2 separate regions of the Mus musculus genome follow, and region 2 is linked to region 1. A link is a loop called in an ENCODE intact Hi-C map of the cell type or tissue named here. Cell type or tissue: heart. All regions are shown on one strand. Each heading gives the region's core, and the rest is flanking DNA. Links, peaks and the distances in the headings are about the cores only.

Region 1 (4,083 bases), core at 787-3,286:
TCCTGAGTAAACAGAGCAGGCAGCCTGTAGCTCAGATGGCCTGCCAGGTTTACAGGTAAACTCGCTGGGCCCTATAGGTCAGAAGCCTCCCTGTCTAAGAAAGCAGGGGACACCTGGGGTGGACAGGGAGAATCCAGATTGCTATCACCTGTGAGCACACCTTACTCTAGGAGCCCCGAGCTCCATCCCTTCCCTCTGATACTCACACTGCCCGGGTCACAGCAGGAGACTTCTCTATATCCTACTGTCTCTTTGGACCCAGTCTGGAGACACCCACCCACTGCAGCCTTGGATTTCAGACCCAGCTCCTGTGGGTTTGTCTGCTCTGCTGTGGCTGCTTCCTGCTTCCGCAACTGAGGTAACTGTCCTGGCAGATTGGCCTTGCTAGAACCCGGAAGGCTCTGAAGTAAAGCCGCAGCCCAGCGTGGGTTTTCTCCATCCGAAACAGAAGAAACACCACCACAGTGGACTAAGCTGCTTCTTGGGTTTGACACCTGCTCCTTAGGGGAGGATCCTGGATAGGCAGGTGTGCTCTAGGTGGGGACAGTTTTCTACTTAAGATGCCCCCTGCAGTCCCAGTCCTACTGAGACTGACTGAGGCTGGAGCCAATACTGGGCCGATGTAATTTTCTACTCCGCATTTGTCTTGAAGCTTGCTGCTCCTTAAAACCCACAGTTAGAGTCATACAAGGCATTTCTCTTGTCCCTTACAAGCCCGGCAAATAAGCTCTTTTGCCCTCACATTCTCTCTTGGAAGCACAAACATCCAGTCAGACACACTCCCGGACTAGTGTGAGATCCTGCGATCCTGGAAAGGAGCACCCTGGAATCATACGCACGTTTGGACACGTGCACATCGCGTCCCCATACTGACAGCAAGCTACACACACACACACACAGACACACACACACACACACACACACACACACACACACACACACACACACCACCTGTGCACACGCGTACACAGGGAAGACTCACAGGGCGGCAGACACAAAAGATCCAGGACACCAGTCCTTGCAATCCCTCCAACCACGTAGCTGCCAACCTATAGCCCTCCCTGCAATCGCTGGTCTCCTACGCATTGGCCCCAGCGCATCCCACAAGCAGAACACACTGGGCACTCCCGGGCCTCGCGCCTGGCTCAAGTTTCTCAGGACGCCTGTACCTTGGATATGCTGTTTGATGACATTCTCCAAGTGGTCCAGCCGCTCGATAATTTTCAGGGTGTCCCCTTTATCTTCCTCCAGCTTCTTGTCGGGCACTGGCTCCTGCCCCCGCACATACACGCTGGCGATGTAGTTGGTGACCCAGCCCACGTACAGCAGGCATATGATGTTGGTCATGCCGCTTAGGATCACGCAAGTGGACACCAAAGTTTTGGTCTTCCTGGTACACACCATTCTGGGGTCCTTCCTCCATATAGAGCACCCGGGGCCCCTCCTCGCTGTACACCCCAAACTCCCCCGCGCTCAACCCCCTTGGCACGTCTGGGGTCTCTGGGTGCGCCAGCACCTAAGTCTCTCCAAAGGCGGGTCTCCTGGCAGTGTGAGCTGCGGCGCACAACTTTGCAGCTCCGGCCGCTGGCCACCCTGAGAAAGAGCTCCACAAAGAAAACGAGGTGGGTCTAGATTTTTGTTTTGGGCTTTTCCCCCGCAAATTCAAAATCCCCGAGCTTTTCCCTAGGCGGTCACGGGTGGCCGGCAGTGGCGAGACGAGACCTGCAGGGCTGGGAAACTTTGTCACTGCCAGGGCCCAGCCGCGTTGCTTTCCATCTCCAGTGCTGGCTGCCTGGGAGATGCCACCAGCCCTCCGCTCGCCGCTCAGGAGAACCGCGGCTGTGGCTGCGACCAGAGGAGCGAAGCAGAGCGGCCCGGCCCCCTCCGAGCGACAAGCGCCGCCACCAATCGCGCTCTGGCTCTGGAAAAGGGTCGGGACTGGGCGGCTGCGGACCAACGAGGAGGGGCCAGGGGGCGGAGCCCCGCCCCGCGCCCCACCTGCTGGCAGCAGGCTCCGGTCCGGACACAGCTGAGTCTCCCGCGCCCTCGGGCCACCCTAGGGCCTGCAGATCAGGAACCTCCAGTCCCCGCCCAGGCCGGCAGATTCCACCTCTAGAGTAATTCCCCGCTCGCGCTCCCGCTAAGAAGCCCAAGCTTTGGGGACCAAGATGCTCCTATACCCTCACCTTCCCCAACTGAGGGCATTCTGCTTTTCCACCTGAAAAAACGGACTCCTCGCCTCCATCTCCTTTTTGATAATGGAGACTCAAACCATACAAGTGGCTAGGCCTCATAATGTCCACACCTTATGCTTCTTGAGCCTTTACTCTGCCTCTCTCTGTTGGTCTCCCGGGTGTCACCAAATGCCTTCCGGAAATCTCTAGGAGAGGCATAGTGAATAGTGAGGGTGTCTCTGCAATCGTTGGTCACATCTATGCACTATGCAGCTCCCTGGACGAATTCATGCTCTGGGAGCCGTTACTGCTTATGGATATCACTACACCCCACGTCTAAGGAAGCCTTATACGCAGTATTGGGACAAGAGGATGCAATTCTCCATGACTTGTATAATTCCCACACATTCAGTGTTCATGGCTATCAAGTGGTCGACAGAGCCTTTCTGGAGAGAGGATGTAGAAACACACACACACACACACACACACACAGAGAGAGAGAGAGAGAGAGAGAGGCTCCTGGGTTTGATGCTCCTGTATGTGTTAGTTACATGAGCTTGAGCAAGGGTCAGAACACCATAAGAGACATTTCCCCCATCTATCAAATATCAACAATACCTTCCTGCTTATAAGTATTAAATGAGAGGATATACCAAAAGGGCTTAGGACAGGACACACAGTGGGTGCCCAGGCTCCTGTGGTTATCATTCCAGGATGCAGTTCCTCCCTTCCCGGGTCCAAGAACACCACCTGGCTGCTCAGCAAACCTTGATTTTTCTATTGACCACTCTCAGCTCTTCTCCCCTACTGGAAGCTACAGAGTCTAAGGCTGTGGGCAGCAAGAAGGAGCTTGTCCTCTAGCTGGCTTGGTTCCACCTCATTGGCTTTCTGCTTGAATGTCTTTCTTTACCATCAGCAATTCAGCCACAGGGGCTGATAGAAGGAATGCTGCTGGGCCTGATTGCCCCACATACCCTCAGATTCCAACTCAAGATCCCCAAAACCTTGGTTAGAAACAGGGGCATGGGAGGGGTTTGTGTAGGCATTTACTCACCACCCTCTGCAGAATTACAAGGTCAAAGGCCCCAGTATCTCTGCAAGCTCCCTTTATAAATGGTTCTTGAACATAGATTCTTATCTTTGGCCCTCAGTTCAATTGTATTCAACTCAACAGGAACTCAGCAAGTTCCTGACATTTTGTCTAAATGACCAGTTGCCTGGGACACTTGCCCAGTTTGCTCTAGACCTATGGCTGCGGTGTAGGCTTCAGTCTCATCGGGGGCCTCTTTTCTAAGCATGGAGAGCTGTTCAGTCCAAGGAGGTTCTCGACTTTCCACTTATGTCACTCGTCTAACCCCAAGCGTCTTCCCACTTTGCCATTTAATAAGTCCTGCCGGGAGCTTCACTATCAGGCCCCTTGATGTGCATCAGAACTGAAAAATTCCTCAGATAGTCGATGTGAGCCAACTGATGCCAAGTGGTCCTTGAAACTTATTCTGAGAATCTGAAGCTACTGTCTCCTTCCACTCCTACCACGAGAGGTGACATGAGGACTGAAAGTCCTGGTGGCTTTGTCCTGTATAAACTGAATGTTGTACACTGAAGAAGCTACTGTCCCCTTGATGTGACTTGAGAGCAGTCTTTGGTGGGGAAGGGAGGGGTATTTTGTTTTCTGAGACAGACTCTCACTATGTAGCTCCGACTAAGCTAGAACTCTCTATGTAAACAAGTAGACAAGTCTGGACTTGATCCTATAAAGACCCACCTGCCTCTGCCTCTGTAGTAGGATTAAAGACACTTCCTGCTATGACTCACCTTTTATAGAGGTTCTTATCCTCATGTCCAGAGACACCGCTATGCCATCAATGCTAAGCCTTCTTCAAAGTGTCTTTGGTATCACCATTAAGAA
Region 2 (4,083 bases), core at 768-3,267, 87 kb before region 1:
ACTCAAGTGTCCTGATGGGAAAGAGACAGAAGAATCCCTGCCACTGGGATCATCTCTAGACTTCAGGCTGGCAGGCTGCTGGCTATCTATTGAGCACTTCTAATAAACCAGCCCACTGTCTCATCTCAGGCAGTCTTCACTGTGCCACTGACTTGCTCTTGCCCATTTTACAGACAAGAACAAACAAATTGAGTTTTGGAGAATGTTACAGACAGACAATAGAGTAGGCATCACATGAAAATAGTTGGGGTACATTAGTAATTATTTAGAGAAAGGTTACTCAAGCCAAGGGGCCAGCACAAATAAGTTACGGAAATACAAAAAACAGAGTGTCTAGGGAATGTGGTGAGTAGGGAGGGTACAGCATGGGAAACTTCAGTAGAACTGACTGAAAATAGATCTAGAATCTCTTCCACAGACAGACAATGAAGGAAGTTATGTCAAGCTGTCAAGCTTGGGTCTCTAACAAAGCAACAGAAGAGAGAAGTGGGCAGGCATAAGACAAGGAGAGTGTCATGGTCACCGCACAATGGACTGTAAGAACCCCTCCCATAAAAGACAGTTACATCATTTTGCAAGCTCTATGAGGTAGTGAGCAGCTGAATAGAGGAAGCCACTGGGAAATGATGTACGTGTGGCCAGATGTCCTATTCAAGAGAGCCACTCTGACCCGTGGGTGTGTGATGCTGGGCTTCACAGAGCAAGATGCAGGAATGAGGAAGCCACTGGGGAAGAAGATATAGAAGAGCAACTAAGGTGACGGGAGATGAGACTTACGTGGAAGGGACAAGAAAAGAAAAGTGATAGATTAGAGGAAACATGAAGGTGGGTGTGACTTCAGAAGTCGGGAGCCAAAGGGATGTATGGAGAGGACATGTGGGTTTATGGATAATTCTATGTTGACCATGTAGCAAAACCCATTGGTAAGTCCAGGAGGTGGAGGAGTGGGTGCTCAGTCAGCTTATAAAGCTCAACTAAAGCTAGCAGCAAATCCAGTGGCGGGGTTGCATCCAAGAGAATGTTTGCAAGTTAAGCTGATAAATGCCTATGCTCGGCTCCTCCCAAAGAACTTTATGGGATGTGCCAAGAGCTGACATCCCACAAAAGGCAAAGAAGCCTTCCCTGAGCTTCTCCAAGACTGAGCTCAGTCAAAGGCATGAGTATCATTAAACTCTGGGATAAGGAATTTCCAAGGGTCTGACATGGCGTTGAGAACTGGAGTGTCAGTCTGACTTGCTAACATGTCATATAGACTCCCCTCATGGCAAGAGCAGAGAAAGAATTCGACGGCAAATAGTCTGCAAGCAGTCTAGACTGATGGAGGAAACCAAAATGCCAGCTAACTAACTAGACAACAATAAGGGAACTAAATAATCACAATAATAATAATAATAATAATAATAATAATAATAATAATAATAATAATGATAATGATAATGATAAAGCTTTCCTTTGGAATGTTACTTTTCAAAGACTCCAGAGAGCGCAGCACCTTCCAGTGTCAGTACATTGCTCAGTCACCTCTTGCCGCTCTCGCTGTGACTGTCGTCTCTTGGGTAACACCTTAGATAATCTTCAGACCCCTACAAACACTGCTGCTGTGGAACCTCACACACACACACACACACACACACACACACACACACACACACACACACACACACCTGCCTGTCTCACCAGAGTGGGCCATGAGCTCTTATCAAGTGGCCTCAAGGACCAAGGAGGTTGCCTCAGTTCATGCCATCTTCTCAGCAACCTGTCCACGAAGTCTCATGCATAGAGGCTGTGGAGGACCTCAGGAGCCTGGCGATCTAGCCAACAGTCACACCTGTCAGACGAGTCAAAACCAGAACCCAAATAAATCTGCTGGTCTCCAAAGGCTGCCATCATTACCAAACCCAACGATACTGACGTCACCGAAACCTGTACAGAGGCCACAGTGCTGTTCTTCTGGAAGCTGAGACACATGGATTTCCTGAAGAGTTACCAGAGGGAGAACAGGGTAACACACAAGCCGTGCCCCACCGCAGTGAGTCAGGGCTCACTGTGGGCATCCGGGTCCTTCTACGCTGCCTCCCACAGTATCCCCAGCTATTTATAAACCCTATCAGTGCACACTGAGCAGATGATGCTGGCTTCCCTCCTGCACTTTAAATAACTAAGTTCTGGGTGAAGGCAAGTGTTATCCAATAGGGTTGGTCTGGTGCGTTGTGGACTCCTCTCCTTTCTGCCTCATTATCTTGCCGCTCCTTTGTGTTCCTAAACAAAGGAACATGGGCAGACAGCCACAGCCTGCTTAAGCTTGCCTGGCAGATGGAAGGGGGCCAGGCCTCTCCCAAGCCCTTTGGGGAATGACAGCTCAAGTCCTGTGATGGAGCCAGTGCTGTGTGGCACCTCATGCATCCCCTTTGCCCTTATTTTAGGTAAAACCAAAGCCAGAAACATCAACTCACTTGCCCAAGAGCACTTGCATAGGAAAAGAAGCCAAAGTCTTAAAGTTGGCAACCTGGAGATCAAGACGGCTCTTGGACAGAGTAAGTCAGTACTAACACGCTGGGGCAGGGGCTTCCCTCACCAAGCTGAGGGTTCGCAAGAGAGTAGCTGTTTAAAGGGACAGATGATAACCATGAAAATTACCAGATCCCTCCAGAGAGAGAGTTTGATTCTACAATGTGTGTAATACAGGAGGAGGAAGGAGTCCTGGACAATCCATTCTGTCTCACCCTTGACTTGAGAGATGGCTCTCAACCATCCAGTTAATCAGCCAGTCATTCAACAAATACTTGCTGAATGCCAACTCCATGCTGGAGTGTGTGGCTGTGCTGCAGGTGCGAGCATAGACATGGTACAATTCCCCAGATCCCCAGCCAACCAGGAGACAGATAAGAGACCCATGGAAGGCCGTGGACATCCTCCACACCTGTGTTTCCCTCATCTTAGCTGGAAGACAGCTGGAACCTGTGCCATCCTTATGGTATCTCAATGGAGTCTCAACACCGTTGAAATATTCATTGGTAACACAGCCTGTCCCTGAGGAGCTTGTCCTTCAAGATACTGGTAGCCTCCAAATGTCTGCTTTCTGCTGATGTTCCCTAGGCAGTCGTGCCATGCTGAGCCTGTCCAAGGATGAAAAATGGATAGATGTAGAGACAGGAGGCAAGGGGCAGTAGGGCTGACTGGTTCGGATCCTGACTTCACTACTGTCTTACTGAGTGACCTCAGAACAGCCTGTCAACATCTCTGAACTGCCATTTCCTCCTCATTGAGTTAAGACAGAGAAGAGAACTCTACGGGATCCCTTCAAATGTCCCATGGACATCTCTGTCCAACTCTCAGTCTACAGCGTAGGCTTTTTATATAATAAGGAAGATGGAGTGTGAACAGATACTAGACCAGGGTACTGTGGTTTTGTGGGGAAAGACAGGGGAGTCTGAGCAGGCAAGCTGGCTCGTATCTAGTGTCCCTGAGCATTTTGGGCACTCCGGTAAGCTTTCTAGCTCAGAGAAGCCTCAGTTTACCCACCAGGAACACCCTGACTTGGGTACATAGGAAAGCTTAGGTGCAATCCCTGCCCCTTTCTTCCACTGCTGCCTCTGTGATACAGTGAGAACAAGCCCCAGTGCCCCAGGCCTGGCTCTTCATTCCCATGGGCTACTGTCCAAGTGTCAGTTCCCAAGCTCACACCCACTCGTTCTCAGGAGGCAGAGCCCTGCACTGCCAGAGTCAGGCCAAGATGGCTGCTTGCCCGTCTGAGTCCTACGGCTGCCCTGCCGGAACTTCTTTCCAACTTGATCCTCTGCCTTCCTCTAATATACCCGTACTACGTGCTGGTATTGCAGCACTGCCTCCTAGCTCTTCCCCTAAAGTGCATTTTCTGCCAAGCCTCTCCTCCTGCTGTGTGTAACTGGAGACCATTGCATACAAAGTTCTGATTTGACCCCGGAGACCTTGCAGCAGTAGACACTTGCAGCTCATATATGCTTTACAGTCTACTCCTGGCCTCCTCCAGCTCTGCTTCTGGAGCACTAAGGAGTGATGCATGAAATCCCAATGCATTTGCTATGCACTGATGTGTCCCTACAC

Evidence for each region. A loop is a pair of places that touch in the nucleus more often than their neighbours do. Peaks named below come from ENCODE experiments on the same cell type or tissue, not always from the same donor. Only the 100,000 strongest peaks of a DNase experiment are listed, where the experiment ranks them.
Region 2: it touches region 1 in a loop (2.4-fold over the local background); 2 of 42 quality-filtered maps call a loop at or near these places.

The regions. Positions count from the first base shown.
Region 1 is chr7:111,778,144-111,782,226 of GRCm38, forward strand. Galnt18 (polypeptide N-acetylgalactosaminyltransferase 18) reads right to left here and starts at 1,834. Exons shown (of 11, transcript NM_001360903.1): 1 at 1,170-1,834. The coding sequence starts at 1,404. In heart, for the core only: a CTCF peak has its summit at 2,006; a DNase peak (open chromatin) is centred at 1,938; H3K4me3 peaks cover 1,680 bases; H3K27ac peaks cover 1,340 bases; H3K27me3 peaks cover 1,083 bases.
Region 2 is chr7:111,690,780-111,694,862 of GRCm38, forward strand. The region is part of intron 1 of Galnt18 (polypeptide N-acetylgalactosaminyltransferase 18); the gene reads right to left. Among named protein-coding and RNA genes, the nearest start is that of Galnt18, 87 kb to the right of the region's middle. In heart, for the core only: no CTCF peak of the experiment used is centred there; a DNase peak (open chromatin) is centred at 2,182; H3K27ac peaks cover 1,038 bases.